Regions from separate parts of the Homo sapiens genome. Here all the other regions are linked to region 4. The links are chromatin loops, found by intact Hi-C in ENCODE. Cell type or tissue: endothelial cell of umbilical vein. All regions are shown on one strand. Links, peaks and the distances in the headings refer to the core of each region. The heading gives the core; the rest is flanking DNA. Region 1 overlaps ZNF407 (zinc finger protein 407). Region 2 overlaps TSHZ1 (teashirt zinc finger homeobox 1). Region 3 overlaps TSHZ1 (teashirt zinc finger homeobox 1). Region 4 overlaps TSHZ1 (teashirt zinc finger homeobox 1).

Region 1 (5,457 bases), core at 208-5,207, 220 kb after region 4:
AACCTGATCATTCACGGAACTGTTGAGTTGATGGGATTCGTGTAGCTGGTTATAAATTGATAATCTAAATTAATTCATTCAAGCAGAAATCGATTTTGTAACTCCTTGAGAGCTTGTAATAATGCTTACCTCCCACTGCTAGCTGCATTCTCTGTTTCATAAAGCTGGTCGGGAACAGCTGGATTCAGGTGACCTGCTAGCTCATTAAATCTGTTACACATGCCTTCTGGTAAATGATATTAAGCTGAAATGTCCTAACGTTGATTTTTTTCTTTAATTTTATGACAGAAATAACCTAATTTGTAACACAAAATAACAATCTCCTTGGATTACTTTGCCTTGCTAAAATATTTTATGCATTTTTCATTTACACAAAGGTAATGGAAAAACACTTAAACTATCTGTTATTTAAACCACAAGAGATATGTTACTGAAAGTCTGATAGCTACAAAAATGATTGTCTCTTCATAGTCTTTACTTTACATCTGTAATAAAAGGCAGACAATTCAATTCATTGGTTAGTAAATAAAGTACGATAGTTTTTATTTTATTTTCTCTGCCTTGCAAGAACTAAAATCAGATTGCTTTTTAAATTCATTTAGAAATAGGACTCATTACTTTCCTTTCCTCTTTCTAATCTAAAATGTCTAATGTCCATTCGGAACCTCACATTTTCTTCATCAGCAGAAGTTGTAACCTAATTCTACATCCCATATTCGAAGAATCACTTTCTGAGCTGCTCTCTGCCTGTGCACAAAGGTTGAATAACGAAATCAGAGCCCTGCCTTTTGTGCATCTGCGACTATTAAACACTTATTGCCGTTCACCTCCTGACTTCATTTCCTTTTTCTAAATACATTTTAAAATAAAAACACATCCAGAATGCCCAAGTAACACAGTTAAAATATGTCCTAAGACTGTAAGTAACCAATCATTTTTACTGCCATAATAAGTGATAAGCGTTTCTCAAATCAAGGAAGGTGACTAACTGAAACCCCAAACTGTCCACCTTAAATGCTCTTATTCACACAGGAGGCCAGAGTCATCATTTTACAGCCTCAAAAGCCACCGCTGTGAAAAACTAAGAAAATGCTTGTTGGCGCCTGCCTCATCTAGTAGGATTTACCTTACGGAAGCTGCCTTCTCTGTTTCATAAAGTCCTGCCTCCGTTTTCAGCGGGCTGATTAACATAAAATCCTACTATTCAATTTGTAAACATTTCAATACTGAACACTATTTGTTTAGTATTAAAACCAAACTTGAGTAGTTTTCTAGATATGATACCTAATGCTGAGTTTATCATGTATTTTGAAAGAATTTACTTTAAAAGCTTCCAAAGACCATGTATTCACATCACAGTGGTTAAAACTGAATTTTAATATATTAAGAATACATGGCCTTATAATCCCAAGCTTCTAACAATTCTAAAAATTCTCAAAGTAAAAATAACAAAACCACTCACTCTGAATGCATATAGATTTCCCTGATCTAACACAAAGTTGTCTAAGGAAAAAAGCAGAGCCAAGCACAAGTCCCTCGGTATCTCTTAAACAAGAAATGGTAGCCTCAGAGCACAGCCGAATGAACTGCCCAGAAAAAGACAGAGGAAGGGCCCAGCATTGTCACCCTCCCTTCTGCCTCTCCCACCAAAGCCTCTTCCAAATGATTTCATTAAAAAAGATTAAGACTTCATTGATAATAATCTAGAAAACAGAAAGAAAAAAGAAATATAACAAATGCACAGTGAGACAGAGCTGACCCAGAGCTACAAACAGCACGGTCAGCAAAATAATTTAGGAAGCGAATAAAATACTATTTTCTGTGAGGATCAGTGTTAAGGTTTCTTTGATAGCCTAATGCTTTTTTTAGAACCTGCCCACTTCACAACTGGTCCACCCACACTGCAACCCAGTGTAGGATCGAATCACCCTCAGCTCGGTTACTGCAGTAGTCTCTGAACCTGTCTCTTGGCTGCCCCTTTTGTGACCCTCTGGCCACTCTCCACACAGCATCCAGAATGCTGTTTACCATGGATGTGGTCTCCTTTAGCCCTAAGGTGCCACGGCTCCTGGCACACTCAAATCGCCCAAGCCAGGCCCTGCCGTTCACACTTGCCCCTGCAGTCACGCAGATCTAGCTCCACTGTCCTTTACATTCCATGAATTTGCAAATATAAGTCAGCCTTCGATAAATATTCAATTAGCAACATATTCAGGATGTGAGTCATTTCAGGGTGTCAAACTGTTTTTTCACACAGGAAGTCAGAGAAAGAAAATACATACATTGAGTAAAGATTTCTAGCCTGCTTAAAATGAATACAGCTGCAGAACCACGGCTTGTCACTTCTCTAACATTTGGACACCATTTCGTCTCCTTGAAATTTCGTTGCTTTTATGTCTAGATAGTTGATAAATCAATAATAAACTTCTTCCACCCTCATCAATTGTAGAAAAAAATCTCAACTCTGTCTTCAAAGTCACTCCCAGAATTCTGTCCACACTGTGCTGTGGCCGCTCACTGCCCACGAGTGCCCTCCCCGGCCCTTTCCATCATCTATTCTTCCTGTCGCTGGGTCCTGAGTGCCGCTGCCGTCTTTTGCATATGGTTTCCTGGTCATAGGACACGTGTCCAAAGTGAACTGCACTGTAATACTCCCTACCGTTTGAGAATCTAAACATGAGCCCTGCTCTCTGCACAGATGGACACACACCAGCAGGGACAGTCCACATTCAGGGTCGAACTGCCTCCCCTTCTGCCACTGGCCTCCTTCCTGACTGTTTGCTTTAAACAAGGATGCAGACTTTCCAGACACAATTTCTCTGGAAATGTTCATTTTCATCACTTCTGTGGCTCTTCCCAGTTATTTCCTCACAGGAAATTTGCATGCTTTTCAGCAAACAGCCCTTTGACACAACCTGGATCTTGATCTTATTTTTTGTAACTTTTTAAGCGGAAATAATGTCAAATTTACAAGTTGCAAGGATGGCACAAAGAACTACTCTCTTATACTTTTATCTCATTGTAAATGTTTTACAGCATTTATCTACTCTTTCTATATATACACATTTTTTTTTTATGAGCCATTTGGGAGTAAGCTGAAGAACTGATGCTCTTTTACTCATGAATACTTGTGAGCTTCCTATGAACAAGGACCTTCTCTTACACAGCCACAGAACAATGCACAAAACTGTGGGATTTAAAAATGATACACTAATATTCTCCAATCTACAGACCTTATTCTAATTTCATTAGATGTTCCAACAATGTGGTTTATAGCAAAACAGATAAAAGAAGAAGAAATTCTGGCGCAGGGTCCAAACCGGACCACAGCATTATGTGGCGTGTCTGTGAATCTCCTTTATTCTGGAATAGTGCACCAGTCTTTGTCTCTCACACTTCAGTCACTTATTAAAATACACGCCAGTCATTTAGAAGAATGTTCCTAAATGAGAGCTTACCTGATTCAAATTGTTTTTCTGCATCTTAAATTACAAAGTATTTTTCCATATCCTATACCCAAAGGAGTGTTCACCATTTGAACCATTTAAAGCCCAGCCCTAAATACAGTTTTCTGACGAGCTTTCCTTAGATTAGGGAACACTGTTAACTATTACTTAATCGCTGCGTATTTTTTTGTTTCTTAACAGTTTAGCTTCAAACATTTTTTAAAACCAACCTTACTGAAGTGTAATTTATAGTCAGTTAATTGGATACACTTCTAAGTGTATAGCTCAATGAGTTTTGACACATCTACTCACCCTTGTAACCACCACCACAAATAAGATATAGAATAATTTCATTACCCTCAGAATTTTCCTGAGGTCCCCTGTCCCAGCCCCAGGAAAACACAGCTCTGGCTTACAACCCTATGGATGAGAACTGCCTGTTGCGGCTCGGGAAATGAGTGGAACTGCAGAGTGCACTCTTCTGTGTCTGCGCTTTTGCTTAGCACACTTTTGAGACTCATCCATAATGTAGTGCATCCATAGTGCCTTCATTTTTATTGCTAATACTCCATGTTACGGATGAATTGTCCATTCATCTGCTGTTGATGGGCACTAGAGTTATTTTTAGCTTTTGACTATAAATAGCTATTATAAACATATAGAACTATCATAAATATTCATATATAAATCTTTGCATGAATATATGCTTTTTGCTTTTATCCCTTTTGGGTAAATTCCTAGGAGTGGAATCGTTGGGTCATATGGTAAGTAAGTATATGTTTAGTTTTACAGGAAATGGCTAAACTGTTTTCCAAATTGGCTGTACCATTTTTACAGTACTACCAGCAATGCCCAACAATTCCAGATGCTCCTCCATGTCCTCACTAATGTTTGGCATTCTTAAGTCTTTTTAATTTCAGTCATCTTAGTGGGTGTGCAGTGGCATGTTATTATAGTTTTAATTTTCACGTTCCTAAAAACTGGCGATGATTAGCATCATTTCATGTGCTTTTTGGCTGCTTAAATATCTTCTTTTGCTTATTTTTTGTTTGAATCTTTGTCTTCTTAAAATTGAAGTGAGAATGTTCACTCTTTTGTGCCCATCCCAAAAATCACTGTGAGACTTCTATGCAAAGGGCCTTGTCACAGTTTTCTGCAAACAACAACACTTGCCTTATTGCAAATAAACAAACTCCAACTGTCCCAGGGGAGACCCCTCACTGTAGTTTTCTCTTCGACAGAAGTCTGAAGGTCCACCTTCCGTGACGCTCACAGCCCTTCTTGATGTCATCCAGCTCTTATCCACGAATCCTCAGCTCACCATGGAAATGCGGATTTCCCCACCTTCAATCTGCCCCATCACACCAGTGATGTTTCAGTTCACTTTGCACTGGTTCTTCTTTCCACCCAGAACACTCTTGTGCCAGGCGGACCCACAACGAGTTCTCTAATTACCTTCAACTCCTTGCTCCTATGTCTCCATCCCAACAAGGCCTACCCAGACCTTCCAATCGACTATGGTAACTGCCTGTCTCCTCCCCACCCAGGGCCATCTCCAGAACTCCCAACCCCCACTATTTTTCTCCACTGTCTTTTCTTTATAGTACTTTATCTTTTAAAAAGGAATGTAATTATTTACTATGCCTTTTGTTCAGTGTCTGTCTCTTTCTGCTAGAATAAATACTCCAGAAGGCCAAGACTCCTCGTTTTGCTCATGAATGTATCGTGGGCACTCAGAACAGCAGCTGGCTTCAGCCTGGATACATCTTCATCCCTCCCCTATGCTACTGCTCTAAGATGCATGACCTCAGTTCTCACTGGCTGTGGCAGTTCCATTGTGAGGAGTGGGGAAGTCCTAAAACCCTGATATCCTTTCAGCTTTCCTGGTGCCATGCGAAGCTGGAGAGTTCAAATTTATACAAGGTTCATGCTAAAAAGTAAGCTTTGGACCTACAAGGTTCATGTAGAAAAGTAAGTTTTGGACCTATTATTTTCTCTCAAAACTGTTTGA
Region 2 (5,457 bases), core at 344-5,343, 53 kb before region 4:
CATTTCATACCCACAGAATATCTGCTCAACCAGCGTTATGCTTTGCATTAAAATGTCATTGAATAATAACAAGTTAATATCTGTTGAACCCTTCCTCTGGACCAGCCACCATCGTAAGTACTCTACATGTATTAACTGTGTTAGCTCCTCACTGACACTACAAGGGGAAATCCTATTTCACTCTCTATTCCCATATGAGGAAACTGAGGCACAGAGGTTAAGTGAGGTGCCCCAGGCCATGCCATCAGTAAGACAAGGAGCAGGGGCTTTACCTAGATGGTCCACCCCACAGCCGGGGGTGGACACACAACCTGACACACAATCATAATGCCGCAATGGGCCATCTCTATCAGCAACTGTAAGTGGCATGAGTTTAAAACTGATTCCAATTTCGGAATAGGCTGTTTGCAAAATCAGGTTCTTGTCTACATGAAAGTCAACAAAACTGGTCTTGGGTAGTTCTCCCTAAAAGTTCTGGTCACATGTATCCGCTATGACAGGCTACAGAGGACACTATTTTCAGGACTGCCATTTATGGGATGGCTACAAAGCCCTGTCGGAATCTGTTTCCAGCCACGTCGACTCAGGCTTCATCACAGAGACAGAAGGTAGAACGGTGGCTGCTGGGAGCCAGGGGGGCTGGGAACGAGGGGTACTGTTCAATGGGTACCGAGTTTCAGTTTAGTTTGAGAAGATGAAAAAGTTCTGGGAATGGATGGGGTGGTGATGGCTACACAGCAATGCAAATGTATTTAATGCCACTGAACTGTACGCTTAATAAGAGTTAATATAATTTTATATATCGTATCAATTTTGTACATTTTACTACAATAGAAAAATAAGAGGATCAAAAACGTCTGTTTCCAACCACACCAGCCAGGCTCCCTCTGTGGAGTCAGCTCTGCTCCACCCGACAGCTGCCCCTCGACAAACAGGCTCCAGCATTGCCACCTGCCAGCCTTCAGGGCCCTCCCCCAACTTCCCCCAGCTCATGATTCCCCCACACCCTGCAGCCACTTAATCATAGCACAGGGGAGGTAACCACGGGTCTAGTGATCTGTCTTCCTGCTGGGCCAGGTCTCCTTGAGCACAGAACCACATCGTAGTGGACCTTGGATCCTGGCAGCTAACATGGTGCCTGGAACAAAGTAGCTGTTCCATAACTACAGGCTGGATAGTGAATTACAGAATGAGCAGACGCTGCATGTAATCCAAAGCAAACTGATGCAGATAAATGCACTGAGGCTGTGGCTTTTTTCCATACATGTGATGTCAATTTCCATGTGGCCCAATCACCTGGGAAGGTGAACCCTGCTGTATTAGAGCAGAAATACTTCTTTTATCAATCTCTAGCATAAAATACGTGTTTCAGGAGACTTTTTTAAAAATCGTATTTCCAGTATGCTGGCCACCTAGCCCATGTGGCAGTCAACATGAAGCCTCACTGTCGTCAATCAAACACAGTTCTTCCCAAGTTCTGAAGGCTCTAATGATTTGACTGTGAATAGGAACAACACATCAACTGGAATCATAAAGAGAGGAAAATGGGGTGGAAAAGGGAAAAACAGCCACTCTGAAATCCTGTCTCAGAAGATCCATCTTTCCTGAGTTGTGCCTCCCTTTAAATCAGTAAGAATATCTGTCAGAGACATCGCGCTACACCATTTGGCTGATGTCAAACCTAAATAAACCAGATCAGAAAACCAGCAAATGGCAGGAGGGAAATGAATGGGCACAGAGCAGTCTCACTGTAACTCGCATGGTTTGCTCGCTGATTTTTTGGGGAGGGGGAGGAGGGAAGTCGTGGCAATCACCGCAGTCATTTGCAGTACTAATGTCCAATTCAGCCTCCTTTCATTCCCCTGATTTAGGTGGTCAGAGTGGTTTTGTAGCCGACACGGGGAAGCTGCGCTGTTTAGCAGGCAGTTTAATGGGAAACTGGCAGTCTTATTTCTTTTCTAGATTTGGTTTGTCACTAGGTCTCCATTACATGCCACTCAGCTTTGATGTCTTTGGACAGGACTGATCAAAAGATGTCATTTGACCTACACAGCATGGCAGAAACTTGGAGAAGTCTCATAAAGCGACACTCTGGCTGTAAATAAAATGACATTATTATTTCCTCTCTCCTATCATGTAGAAAAGCCAATTATGGTAATGCACGGCATGTCAATGAAAATACAGCAATCTTTCTGGAGCAGCGACTGCAGGCATCAGTGCTGCAACTCTCCTTCCTGGGAAAATCTGCCCATTGGAAAATGAAGAGGAAGGAGGTGATAGATGTCTTAAAGACGGTTAATAAAACCCTGGACAGCCAAGAAAAGTGCAAGTCAGCAAAACAATTGGAAGTGCAAAATGCAAACTGTTAAGTTTCCAAATTATCTAATAATTTAATCTTTGGTGATTTATATTCTGTCACCAAAACGGCCAGTATCATGTCCTGCATTTCTGAGCATTTGACTGACAGGAAGGGCGATTTATATTGTTAATAACCCCCTTCGAACCCACTTCTTCTTAAGGAAGCTGACTCAGAGGGGAGGGGAAATTCTGACCTTGTCCCTGAGATTCATTTAGAAGTTGCAGTCATGAGGTGTAGTGCTGTCTGCCCTGTGTCGAGGAGACGATGTAAAATGTCATACAGGATACTGTGCTGCTATTGTTTCAGAATGCCCGATTTTATGCATCTCCACTTGTGCAAAACATTCACCATCTTTCTCATACTCAAGCATGTGTCAGAACTGAATATGCATACGAAAGGTCTCTCTTCCTCTTTTCAGAAGCATTTCTTATACCCAGCATCATTTCTGTGAGAAACGGCTATCATTTAACAGTACCTGCTTATTCACTCCATTTAGGAAAGAACTGAACTCCTTCCCTCTCCTTTATCCTCTCTCCTCCTAATGTCTCCTCCTAATTCGAGACACTCGAAGCCTATTGCCCGTGATGTGTTTCAGGACCCACTGGCGCAGCCCCACCACTGTTTACGCTCTGGAAGCAATGAGCAGCGTTCCATCTCCTTGAATCCCATCTCTGGTTCTTATTCCATATGCCAAACCTCTGAAGAAACCCTTACCACTAAGCCCACACACAGTGTGGCTGCCTGACTCCACGGTCTATGGGTGAGATGGGGTCTGTCTGTTCTGTGACTATCCTATGTGTCCAAGATGCAGCATCAACCTGTTTTTGGTTGGCATCATTTCTTCAACTCGGAAAAAGACGGCTTCACACCAGCTTTCGCAGGATTATGAGCAGAGCTGCAATGTAAAATGAGGTTTTCCCCCAGAGGACACATTTTAGTATTTCTGTAATCATGGTGTATATTCATTTTAAGAAAAAATAGAGCCATGCAATTTGTGTCCATTGAAATCAAGGAAATAAAGCAATTTTCAGAGCTACTAAGTCTATAACAGAAATAAAAACTTTTTGGCTATGTCAGAAAATTTTGAAAATGCTCTTAATTGTTTGGGTAAAAGAAATTTCATTATGACAAGTCATTTCTAAGCACACACTGCAACCACATCTTTTTTCCCTGCAATTTAATTTTGGTGCATAATACAGTGCAGATTAAATTTAGAAGCTTCATCACATTTTAGAAACTTTAAATAATATTCTTTATGTCAATACTGCCAGGGGCGTAACAAGATCTGACATTTGTAAGGCTACAAATTGCACTGAACACAGTCCCAGGGAGTCCCCGCCAGGACTCAGCGCCCAGCTCCTGCAGGTGATCTATAGGAGCCCACAACTACAGTTCTTGACTCAGGCACCATCAATTGCAGTCTGCAGGTGGTAGGTGAAAGAAAATTTAAGCTGTTCAATTTTAGTGCCACTTTTTGGCTTTCAAAAGACATCCTTATGTTTCAAGAGAATATAAGACTGTGACCTGTTTTCCTATCCTCTGTTGTGCTTCCTGAGGACTGCATTAATTACTATTACTTCTACATACAAGTTGGATTTCTGTTCATGAATATTCTAGCCAAGGTCTGTAAGGAGCTCACACCCACCCCTCCTCGAATCTCCTGCCTCATTACATGGGGACCTATGTTATCTGCACACGAACTCAATGAAAGGGTACTCTGTGAATTCTTGTTTTTACTTGGAGGCCTAGTATTATCTACAACCTATGATCAATCCACTGCATTGAAGTCAGAGGCTTTCCTCAAAGAGCTACTGTTTGATCTATTCCTAACTTGGAAAGAGAACTCTAGAACAGATGAGTTGACTTCGACAGCTAAGTGTGAGGACAGGGTGAGGCCCTAGCACCGGGCTGCAAGTCTCCTCCCACACCACATGTGTATCATGGGCTGTGGTCTGTCACCCTTCTAGTAAACCTTGTCCAACGGGACAGCATCGATCACTCACCCGGGGATGGGGACCTCTGCGGTCTAGGCTCAGGACACCAAAAAAGGTGAGCAGTGCAGGTCTCTGTGCAGTAATACAATGTTGATACCATTTGCTTTAATTAAGAGTTTCCTCAGGCTAGAAGGCTCGGTTCTTTCCAAAGAACACTTTTGTAAACTGATTCCCAAATCCGACAAGAAAAAAGACGGTGTATTGTTAAGCAATCCTAGAAAAGTGTATTTCAGTAAATATAAGTACTTTATTGCCTTTTAGGTGGGAATTCATGAGATTCGAGTAAGGGGGGGAAATAGTAAATTCATCATCGGACAAGAAAATGACAAAGCATTTCTGCATTTCTGAGCTTGGAAGGGGTCTCGTCTAGAAAGTGAGAGGGAATGAGATGGGGGAGAAGCAGATTTATCCACTGGATGTTTCATTCTCTACCCCAATATTAAATTTTATGTGGGGAATCTAGGAGTTTAAAAGCTTCACATTTTTGCGTAATAAAAAAGAAATACAATATCCTGTTGCTATGCACAGTGACACTTTATGCAGCAAAGAAAACCATTCTCCTTAGCTATTCTTTGAAATACGACCTACGACGTCATTTAATTTTTGAAAACCCTAAGGTCATGTAACACACTTTCTCTGTCATTTGTAAGTACATTAACTCAGCGGCCATACGACAGTGAAATTATGATAATGGGTTGCTAAAATGGGTCAGGCAGGCATCGCATTTCATGTTAGCTTCAAACAACCATCAGGACGCAGCCCAAATCAAATATGACAGTAGAAAAGCACAGTTTACTTTTCTTAAAGTGTTTCTACTTACTCAAGCACACATACATGACGAGCCAAAGGAATCCCACCTCAGTGAACTACAAGAAAACATTCCACTCAAAGACAAATTTCTCTTAAAAGTCTTTTTTCTTTTTTTGCTTTAAAACTCACAGATGTCGAGATAAAAGGGAAAGAAGAGGTCAAAGTGGGCTGCTTTCCAAAACATTTCTCTACCACGGTCCAAGATTTGAACAAGTGGGATCACATTCTGCATGTAAAATTGCTCTATGAAATTAAAATATTTTAAAACAGAAGCATATTTAACGTACCAATTTA
Region 3 (5,457 bases), core at 96-5,095, 66 kb before region 4:
ACTATAGGAAACGGCCTCACGGCTTTCGTCAACCCATCTTTGTGAAAGGGAGTTTCATGGCCACTAATGCAAAGGAAACGTTTAGCTTGACTTGGATCTGCTCAGTTCGGGGAGCCCGTCACTGCTGGCGCACTGCTCTGTGTGCCTCTGCTCCCGGCCACAGGTGCCTGAAGGCTGCTGCACAGGCTAAACCAGCCCTCCCATGGCCCACCCCACAGCAGGCGGCCAACCTGTGTGTGCTAATAAGTGACTTTGTGTTCGTCAGCTTGGGCTACCATATCCACATACCGTATGCGGATATGGCTTGACCAACAGAACTTCCTTTCTCCCAGTCCTGGAGACTGGAAGTCCCAGGTTAAGGTCTGGCAGGGTTTGGTTTCTGGTGAGGGCTCTCCCTGGCTTGAGGATGGCAGCTCTCTCCCTGAATGGCTCTTCCTTCCAGCAGGTGGAAAGAGAGAGCTCTTCCACTTCTTTTAAGGCCACCTCTGTTGGACGACGGCCCTGTGACCGCATTTAATGTTAATTACTTCCTAAAGGCCCCTTCTCCAAATACAGCCACAATGGGAGTCAGGTCTTCCACATATGAATGACGGGGACACAATTCTGTCCTTGGCAGGCTTTCCTCTCAACACTGAAAACACAGAAATGGGAAACTTACTCTCATGCCTCTAGGTGTGTTCAACACTGACCAATCCTCATCCCCTTGCTTGGAGCAGGTGCCCACAAAGGATGAGGGTCCGGAGTCAGGGCTGCGTCTCAGGGCCTGGCCCGGCATCTCACATGGTGATGGCCTCTTCCCACACCATGCTGCACCCTCATGCTCCCAGCAGGCACAGAGCGTTGTCCAGACCACGCTCCAAGACAGTCCATTCTGCACCCGGGAAGTTCCTAGGCTGAGCTACAATGTATCTCATCGCCAATGTGTGTCAGAACAGATTGGACCTCACAGATCCACAGAACGAGAAGGCCCTCCTAAGAAGTCATCTTCCCAGCAAGCCATTTCCTTGCGCAGATGTCCACGGCCCTGTGTGGACTCCAGGGAGTGCGGACGTCGAAGGAGGGGGTCCATAAAGTCCCTGCCCTAGGGACGGGGACTCATGTCCCAGGGAAGAAGCAAAGCAGGGTGATCAGGCAGCCTCTGACCGGGTAGGTGAGGGACACTTTTGGAAGGCAGGGAGCCCCGTGTGGACCAGGGTGAAGGCTGGGCCCCCACAGGTTCGGGCTCTCCCTGCCCGCACCTAGCATGCCCCCCTTCCAGATGCCATCTGGAGGCAACTTCTCACTCCCCACCCGGTTGCACCCATGAGCAGCATGTGGCCCTCTCCCTCGTCTCCAGACCCTCGGTGACCGCTACCCGCTCCCCGTTCTGAGCTGCCGCATCCCCAGGTCTGCCTCCTGCTCTTGCCCGTTCTTACTGCAGCCTCTCTCTGGCCAATCTCACCTTCTCCACAACCCCAGGGCCTGTGCCGACCACAGCCATGAGCACCCCTGCACACCTGCCAGACACAGGCCCATCAGGGAGGACGCCTGTCATGCCACCCCCATGGTGCTTTCAGGGCCTGGCCCCATGTAGGGCCCGTGGAAGGAGCCCCACTGTTCTGCCACAGATCTAATGTGACACGGGTGCTCCACATCACACCTACGTTGTGTGCAAACAAAATGACACCCCACCGCCCTCTCCAGCACCCTCCTCCTCAAAACAACAGCACACTTTCTCCTCCTTCTGAATCTCCAGATTCAGACGTTACCGAATAACCCCAAACGAGAGTATCCGAGGCAGAAAAGCAGCGCCATCCTCAAAGCCTCCTGGTCCTCAGGCCCCGCATCCAAACTGGCCCCCCGCACTGATGACCAGCTGTGGCCAGAGCCTTCCAACGTCCCCAGATGACCTCGCTCCACTCCTGGTCCGTGACATTCTCCCTTCCAGCAGACGCTGTGCTCCCGACAACCCTGAGTGCAAGCCTTTGCTGAAGCTGCGTGTCCCAGGCAGGGCGTCTGGACCCTCACCGCTGCCCCGCCTGTGCCCAGCCCTCTGTGCCCAGCCCGCTCTATCTATCTGGTCCCAGGCAGCCCTTCCCCTGCAGGGGAGTGCCCAGTCTGGATGCCAGCCCTCCCCGACTCTCTGCCTGGTGTGAGCTACTGGGCCCTCCCTCATCCCTCCAGGGAGGCTCAAAGGTCATCTCCTTATGCCACCCTCTCAATCCCCTCACGGAATTCACCACTCCTGGAAGAATCTGGAGCTGTTACCTGTCTGTCCTCCTCATAGAGCTGTGACTTCTTTCACTCAGCTCACACGGCACAGGCTCCTGCGCCTCTGGGTTGAGTATTTTCATCCCATTGCTTCATTTAATCTCACAACCCTTTAAGCTAAGTTATCACTGAAACACCTTTTCCACAGGAAAGAAAACAGAGTCTTGGGGAAGTTGACCGACTTCCCCAAAGTAACACAGGAAACAAATGATGGAAACATGATTTGAAAGCGAGTCACTGACTCCCAGCCCTGGTCTTTCCCCTTTGCCACTATCGGGATCAAGTTATTTTCTTTTGTCTCATTAACATCTAAATGCCAGAGAAGATATGGAGTAAATGTTTTTGAATGAATGAATGACCAAAAGTAACTCTGTATTAAGTATTTAGAACAGCCATTATGTGCCAGACACAGTGTTATAAATGAGAGAATCTCAAAGAAAAAGAGTAAAGGGAGAGAAATGTTAAAACATTGATGCTCTTTAGCCCAATCATTTTATTTTTTGAAGTTAGCCTAAGAAGTTAATATGAAATGCAGAAAAAGCTTCATGCACAAAGATGTCCCTTATACAAGATGTCCTTTTACACACATAAAACTTGCCACGGTCTAAATCTTCAACAATAAGGAGTAGTTACATGAACTAGTGTTTATTCCCAGGATGCAGTATCCTTCAAACATGAGAAAGTATGTTTTAATGACATGGAGAAAATCATTAAATGAAAAAAGCAGAAGACAAAATTATATACACAGTACAAAGAGAAAATCCTTTTCAAAGAATGTTACAGTGTTTTTCTATCTAGATAATAAATACACAAGTTATTTATCATTGAATGAAGTGGTTCTTCACGAATATCTGTATTTTTGAAATCTTCAATATTTTCAGTTCAGCCAACATGGACTAGCCATTGAACACCATTACTGGAATAAATTCGCTAGAAGCAAACTTTCACGGAACGTCTACCAGCCACAGCCACAGCCAGCAGTCAGATCCCGAGAACTGGGGAGCACGGAGAATGGCAGGGCCCAGCCCGGGGCAGGAATGTTGTGAAAGGCTTTATTAATTGTTACTGTGTTTTAATGTTAAAAATGAAAGGGGATTTGGAACCATCAGGGATGCAGATGGTGTCTGGGTTGAGAACATGAGTGAGCTCCTGCCCCGCACTGCCAGAGAGGCTGTCCTGGGCTGCTCTGCCCCAGGTCCCCCAGGTCCCCAACCACAGTGGCCGCCTCCCACCGTCCTCCTGCTCCAGCTCCTCAATTCCACAGCCACTGCAGGGGGTTCTCCATCCAGCCTTCCCATGGGAGGGGCTGCAGTGTCTGACAAACAGGAGGGCCGGCGGCTCACCCACACACAGTTGTCACCATGCTAGGCCTTAGCTGATGGGGTTTGCTCACTGCTGTCCTTGCCCTCTGAACCTTCTGGCATTTATACTTTTATCATATACTCTTCCAGTTTATTGAATCCTGATCATCTTCTATTTTTCAGCTATTTTACTATTCTACTATGTTCTTTTAGCTCATCATATCTATTTTTTTAACTAGCTAAACTTTTCCCCTCTAACTTACAAGAGATGCGAGGAAGCATAAACCTTCAAGACAGCTGGGAGGACGGCCTCCCTTCCACCCCACATCACTGGGCACCATTTCTCACTAGCCCGAACCCGCCCTCCTGACCCCAAGCAGCTCTCCTGTCCCCCTCGAATAAAGCACATCCTCACCATTCTCCCACCACCCCAGGCCAGGGGCCCTGAGGCTGAAGTGCTGGTCAGAGTGGCCTCTTGTCTGAAGCTCTTGTGACCATGGAAGGGAACGGTCTTTGGGACAGCCACAGACTTAGTGGGTGCAAGGGACTCAACGACCCCACAGACGGAGGTGGGCAGGAGGGCGCCCCATGAAAGACTCCATATTAAACCTGTGACTGACTGCCGGCCTCACCTTACCCTCTTCCTCGCATCATTCCAAGACCCTTCGAGGCCTGGCTTAGTTCCAAGGACTCAATAATAATACAAATAATAATAGTAACTGGAGCCACAGCACCACCTCCGGACGACCACCTCCAGCAGCCAGCACTGGAGGACCTGCGCTTCTGATCTCCCCTGTCACAGCTGAGTGGCCAAGGACCCTCCCAAGGCTCAACCAGGCAGCAGCAGGCCAGGCTCCAAGCAGCCTCTGCCTCCCTCCACCCCCGGTCTTTCACGGTGCGCTGAGTCTTCTGGTTCTTCTGCCCCCACAGGCCCCCAACAAGGGCCCGTACCCTTCCAAAACTGGGGAGCAGGCAGAGAGCACCAGATCCCAGGGCCAGAATCACTCAGAAGGACTGAAAATCAACAGAGTTTCATTTAGAGTTTAGGACCTGGGGAGAAGGCGGCCAGGAGTCACGGGACAAAGCCTGAGATAGGAGAAATTCCAACCCAGAACCCAGGTGCCTCCAAACAGGAGCAACCCAGCACCTTGGCCTCCGTACTAGGCAAGGAAGGAGTGCTTGGATTTTGCTACGTCTGTATCAGGGAGGAATGTGCCAAATCACTTTGGGAAGCCAGCCCCCCTCCAACCCACCCCCAGGCTATACCTGTCACACACAGCAAGGTCCACTAATCCACCCTGGATGTGTGCAGGGGTGATCCAAAGGGGTGCTCCCCAGGAGCCTGGGCCTGAAAAGACAGAGTAAACTGGGGTGGGACTGACACCCCAGTGGTTCGCCTCTATGGGGCTTACACTAACGTGGCCATTGCTGTGGTTTCTTTAGTAGAACAGATCCCCCCACCCACCCCCTTAGCGTGGCAGAAGGAGAGAGAGATGGAAGGTACGGATTTGATGTCTGGAGAGCATGGTAGGAGCCCAGGCTCAGATACATACACACAGTGTGACCCGATACACTCACTCGCTCCTTGGGACCTCGGTTTCCCCACTGGAACAACCACTGTCCCCATTGGAACAATGTCTTTTGGGGTTATAGGAAGTATTTATGGCAATGACAGAATCATCACCATCAGTATGTGGCCCAACTGTGTGCTTGTCAGCTGCTGCGGTCTGAATGTTTGTATCCCCGCCCTCGAATTCCTCTGTTGAAATCTAACCCCCCACAGTAATGGCAGAAGGAGGTAGGGCCTTTAGGAGGTCACCAGGAAAGAGCCCTCAAGAACAGCATGAGTGCCCTTATTTTTTAAAAGGCTCCAGAGAGCTGGCTTGCCCCTTCTACCACATGACGA
Region 4 (5,457 bases), core at 136-5,135:
GAAAATGCACAGGCAGAAACAGGAGTGGGTCCCGGCCCAGTGGACCATGCCTTTCCAGAAGCTCCCCAAGCCAATACCATCCTGACCCCAACACTTCCTCCTTCCCACCCAGGCCCTCCTCCCTGCTCTCTGTTGAAACGTAAGCCTCACTGGTGGGCACCACCCTGGGCGACTGTCTTGGTTCAACTCCATCACCAATATGCTTTCAAAAGCAGCCACAAAAAATAGCTCACACATTCTGCACCCATATGCAGCCATCCAACGACCAGAATAGGGCAAAGTGATTTCTAAAATACTACTTCTGACCTAAGACAACACAAAACCTCTTATAACCAAGGGTATGATAAGTCTTAGGGAGAAAATGGTCTTACAGTGAAACAGTTTTCGTTATCGGCCTGTATAGATACTACAGAAACTTTCTGGAATGTATTCCCCTCCCCAATACATTAACATAAAATCTCTAACTTCCTACCCAGATCCAGTTTCACTTCTATTTGGCCTAGAAGAGCTCATCACAAATTACCCCACCACTGTAAACATCACAAGCACCGCAACAGGAAATACACAATATCACCATTTTTTTAAAGAGTAATTTTGAAGTATACTACACAACTAGATGTTTTTAAATACATTAACATAATATTAACATAATAAGCAATGAAAGAAAATTATCCATTGTTTGCTAACAGTTATGCTAAAGAGATGCAGTGAGTAGGAAATAAGACATGCCTACAATTAAAAAAAAGATATTTCGGTCTTCATTCAAAACTGTTTCTTACTATTTTCATCCCCCTGTATGAATAAATAATAATTAACAAAATTAAACTTAAATATTCAGAAAGCATACGCAGGCGGCGCCTAAATCTCTTAGTGAATGAATGAATGAATAAAACTGACCAGCCCCCCTCCCCTTCCAACCCTCCCCCACCACACACCCACAAACACAAACACACAGACACACATACACAGAGTATAAGCACAGAGACTCCAGCACACACACTCCCAGCAGAACAGGGCAGCCTTAAGTAGCTGACAAAATACTAACAAAGGAACACATGTAAATACATGCTACGGCCCCTCCCCGTGGGATTACAACCTGTGTGTGCAGGGTGGTAGGAGGGCGGCCATTACAGTGGCACCACTAAGACAAATTGTTTATCCAGACACTACATGTTTTCACAGAATATTTCCTGTTCATCTTATTTATAAAAGCAGTTTACCTCTGAAATCTACTTACTCATCCAATCAACATCATTTAATATTTTGCAATGATATTGCAGTTGGAAGTTCATCATTTAGCCTTCCTGGGAGGAAAAGGTGCCATTTTAGGATCAAGCATTTTCCCTCCTCTGTTCAACTGAGAGCTACAACTGGGGTGTTGAATCTAAACATCCATTTCTACAGCTTGACAAAATTTGAGATATCCACCGTTTAAGCTTTTTCTCAATATCAGTTTTCTTTGTGTGTGTGTGCCAGGGTGGAATTTCAGGCCTACCAGGGCCTGAGATGTTCACCATCTTGAGAGAGGCACACTCCTGTGATTTCACAGGTATAATTCTTACCCAGACACAGACTTGCCCTGCCCTAGTCCACATATTTACAGATGGCATGAGAATCACTGGAGACGGCCCGGTGTGCTCCCAGCCAGCGACATTCTCTGGTACAGATCTATTCTGCATACACCTGAAAAGACTGATTTTTAATAACTTTTTATTTCAGGCCTGTCCCTCCCTTTCACTTAAAACAGCATGTCTAAGTCACAGCAACTATAACCATGAGGGTCTTCAGCATTGAAGAAATAAAAATACATAACAGCTGAGTGGTTGGTTTTCTGTCTTGGCTTGATTGCACAGTTCAAAGCCAGGATTACGGAGGTCATTAAGCAGCATTGTCTCGGTGACATGATTAGTCAGGTAGCAAAGTCCATTTGTCACCTGCACCAGCAAATTGAGTTAATACTGCACTACAGGCTATGGGGACTGTATAATATCAACGTGATTACATCAAGCGGGATGCAAACTTGACAGCTCACTGAATTTGTCCGCATTAATCGTTACGCCTGTCACAAATCCATCAGGTTTACAGATAATTAGGGGCCTGTTAATGAAGCTGGCTAAACAACCTTACCTTTTTTGATAATTAAGAAGCCGCTTCATTACGAAGGGACCATTTCCTCTGAGCAGTATTTCTTTATTTTTTTTACATAAGGAGGATTCATTTGGATAATTTTCCCTTCCTCTCTCATCACTGTGAAGTATTGCTATTCTACATCTGTCATCCACCAACTTCCTGGCTACCAAACAATCAATTATTTGACACTAAGATACTCTCAAGAAAAACTCATCAGTTACGGATGGAACAGTGAGGCAGGCCAACATGCAGCTTTAAGAAAAAAACAGTCAGGATGTTATAATAAAAACACTTTGGAAAATCGCTTGACTCACATATGTATATCATTGCCCTCTTTCTTTTCCAGAAAATGAACAAATAATATTTGCTACCAATGCATTGTGGCTACTTTAAGAGGGAATCTGACTGGCTTCTGCAGAGATTATAAACATCGACGGCTCCTTATTAAACGCTTAAGATGAAGGAAATCAGGATTTTCTCACCTAGCCCATTACAAATATAGGAAGGACTTATGCCAATGTAAATATTAGTGAAAATAAGCAAGTGTGAACCAACGTGTGTTAATGGAAGTAATTCCAGATGAAAGCAAACAGCCTTATTTTGCTAGGAATCCACGTTAATGCTTTTTATGAGTGAGGGGGGAAGAGCTAAACAATGGCTCATCTAATGAACACAAGAATCCCACAGGTTTGGAATCAAAGTAGAGATAATAAACCCTGTAATTAAACTTACACAGAACCTTCTAGTATGGAATCTATTTTTGAAATCTCACTTCAAAACACAGGACACTTGGAACATGTGCTGTCTCAATTTCCTCTCAACTAAAATATATTTTGGCTCCATTTTTTAGGGTTTTTTCCCTCTCAAGTTCCTGTACAGCAGATGACTCAGTCATCAACTCTTCATAGCCATCACTTTGCAGCATTTTGATTAAGTATGCCAAATGTCGTGTAGAGGAAAGAATGGAAACACTAAGCCTGCCAACTTTTGATTGACCATTAAAGCCAATGATATATGTGCCTGTCAAAAGACAGACAATTAAATCAATATTGGAAAAAAGTCGCCTTGACGGCTTGTTTTTATGTAAGAGCTGCCAGGATGGATTACCATGCACCATCATGCCCTTGTCAACTTTCAAACCTTTTATTTAAAAAAAAAAAAAATGTGGTATTTAAAGTTGCAGTACCTCATTCCCTCAGCATTTTGTTTGTCCTTGGAAATATTCACCGCAATTTTAACTGCAAAAGTTCTTAAGAGTACAGGAGTAGTTTTCTGAACACAACTTTTTATTGTACATTCTGTCATTTAAAAAAAAATCCCTCTAACTGTGAAAATGTAAAGACCTCTTGTTTCTAGCATGAGCAAGTGGCGAATATCTTGAGACACTGAGCTATATTATTTGGGGGCTACCAGTGGCATAGATACTCTCTTTGAAAGGTTTCTTCCTCCATTACTCAAAGTTATTCCAAAATAAATATTCTCCATTCTGTTCCTTTTATGTTGTGAATACTCAGCATAAGGTAATCTCCTTCAACTCTTTGAGAGCATCTCTATCAGTGATCTAATGGAAATGATGAGGTTATTTTACTGAACCATTCATAAACGTAGATACTATTCCCAAATTTTTTTAGTAGCAGTAATCTCTGCTTTAAGTGCTTCCCCAGAAAAAGCACGTATAAAGACTTGAACACGTGCACATTACTGAATGTGATACTCAAACTTATTCAGATTCTATTCTGTACTGCAACAGCTAAAGAGTCGCTCATGTTTAAACATAAAACACTCCTTCTAATATTTTTACCCTAAGAGCTTGGAGAGAGTTGATTTACTCTATTATTTAGCGATAACTCACTGGCATATGGGTTGCATTCTCAGCCCCACAAACGCAATGTCCAAAACTGAGACAAGACTTGAGCAGGCAGCAGAATCACTGGGCTATTTTCAAACCTGTGCTCAAAAACGCACGGCAGCTGACCCACCCCAGGTTTAGCAATGGATTAGTAGGTGAGCTGAGTTAAGGGATGCTGCAGCTGTAAAACTTCTGAGACAAAATTAAAATGGAGCAGCAAAAGGGGGAGCGAGAGAGAAAAGTTGCCCTGATAGTGGCGGAGCTGTCAGGAGCATGTGTGTTTCCATGGTGAGTGATTTATTGATGTTTATCAGGAATGAATAGATCAAAGGCTGCCAGATGACAGGCGATCAATCACACATCAAATCAAGGATGGCAATCCTCTAATAAAACAGAAAACAAGGAAAACCAGCTCCTGCCAGTTCCTCCTCCAGAGAAAAATAACTTTTCTGTTCAATCAGAGTCTGCACTATCACTGCCTTGTGCTGGCCTGATCAAAAGACATCTTTAGAGGTAATAAAAAAAAAGTGGGGGCGGGGGGCCTCTTGCACAGGACATTAAAGGCTGCTGTTTTCCAGAGAAATCTTCTGAACACATTCTTTGCGTCCCAGCCTGGTGACCTTGTTTTCAAGTGTCAGGTTCAGCCTCCCCGCCTTTGGAGGACTTTTCCAGTGCGCTCCGGCAGCCAAGGAGCAACTACTTCCCCTCAGCGCACGCCCCCTCCTGAGGTAGCCAGAAGCACCCGCCGTCCCGCGGCCCCCGGCCTCCCCCGGCCATCCGGGCTTCCCGCAGCGCAGAGAAGCACCGCGAACTTTCTCTGCTCCACGCGCCGGCCCAGGTTGGGGGTGTGGGGGAGGACGGCGACCGCAGCCTCCAGACGACTGTGGCCAGCGCAGGCTGGGCCTCCCCTCCCCAGCTTGGGGCGGCCCGCGGCCCACGTCCCGCACCTCGGCCCGCGAAGCCCCCTCCTCCTGCTCCTCCCGGCGCCCACTCCCCGCGGCGCGGGCCGCGCGCCCGTTACCTGCCGAGCGCCGGGGGGCCTGCTGCTTCCTCCTCGGCATGCTGCTCGGCCGCCGCAGCCGTCGCCTCAGCCGCCGCCGGAGTTCGCGGGGCGCGGGGACGCGGGGCCCCGGGCGCGGGCGCAACTCCGCGGCGCGCCCAACTTTGGCCTCGTCCCCGCGGGCTCCGGGCTCCGGGCGCGCCGCGGACCGCGGGGAGCCGCTCGCATGGACCGCCGCGCCCGGGGCCGCTCAGGAGGCGGCGGCGGCGGCCGCGCGGCCCGCTTCCCGGCGCCGGGCTGCGGGCGGAGCGCGCGGGGCCTGGGCGCCGAGCCCGGAGTCATCCCCGGCGCGGGCCGCGGGCGCAGCAGCGGGCGCTCGGCGGGCCGGCCCGCGGCCCGCGCTCCATGCTGCCGCCTCCCCGCCGCCGCGCTGCTGCTGGGCGGGCGCTCCTCCCGGCGCGCCGCTCCGGGCGCTCCC

What was found. Hi-C counts contacts between places; a loop is a spot of excess contacts. Peaks named below come from ENCODE experiments on the same cell type or tissue, not always from the same donor. Only the 100,000 strongest peaks of a DNase experiment are listed, where the experiment ranks them.
Region 1: a loop joins it to region 4, with 3 times the contacts of the local background. A loop is called at or near these places in 7 of 110 quality-filtered maps.
Region 2: it touches region 4 in a loop (2.2-fold over the local background); 15 of 110 quality-filtered maps call a loop at or near these places.
Region 3: it touches region 4 in a loop (4-fold over the local background); 3 of 110 quality-filtered maps call a loop at or near these places.

Annotation. Positions count from the first base shown.
Region 1 is chr18:74,991,860-74,997,316 of GRCh38, reverse strand. All of the region lies in intron 8 of ZNF407 (zinc finger protein 407), which reads right to left. Among named protein-coding and RNA genes, the nearest start is that of PTGR3, 210 kb to the left of the region's middle. RefSeq lists enhancers at 1,569-2,068, 2,069-2,570. In endothelial cell of umbilical vein, for the core only: no CTCF peak of the experiment used is centred there; a DNase peak (open chromatin) is centred at 2,116; H3K27ac peaks cover 2,192 bases.
Region 2 is chr18:75,264,998-75,270,454 of GRCh38, reverse strand. The region is part of intron 1 of TSHZ1 (teashirt zinc finger homeobox 1); the gene reads right to left. Among named protein-coding and RNA genes, the nearest start is that of TSHZ1, 57 kb to the right of the region's middle. In endothelial cell of umbilical vein, for the core only: no CTCF peak of the experiment used is centred there; a DNase peak (open chromatin) is centred at 2,584.
Region 3 is chr18:75,277,605-75,283,061 of GRCh38, reverse strand. The region is part of intron 1 of TSHZ1 (teashirt zinc finger homeobox 1); the gene reads right to left. Among named protein-coding and RNA genes, the nearest start is that of TSHZ1, 70 kb to the right of the region's middle. RefSeq lists an enhancer at 3,531-4,032. In endothelial cell of umbilical vein, for the core only: no CTCF peak of the experiment used is centred there; a DNase peak (open chromatin) is centred at 2,441; H3K4me3 peaks cover 492 bases; H3K27ac peaks cover 1,328 bases.
Region 4 is chr18:75,211,460-75,216,916 of GRCh38, reverse strand. It overlaps TSHZ1 (teashirt zinc finger homeobox 1), which reads right to left. Exons shown (of 2, transcript NM_001308210.2): 1 at 5,001-5,457. The coding sequence starts at 5,040. Among named protein-coding and RNA genes, the nearest start is that of TSHZ1, 3.4 kb to the right of the region's middle. RefSeq lists a silencer at 4,807-5,126. In endothelial cell of umbilical vein, for the core only: no CTCF peak of the experiment used is centred there; DNase peaks (open chromatin) are centred at 3,096, 4,316 and 4,516; H3K4me3 peaks cover 1,139 bases; H3K27ac peaks cover 556 bases.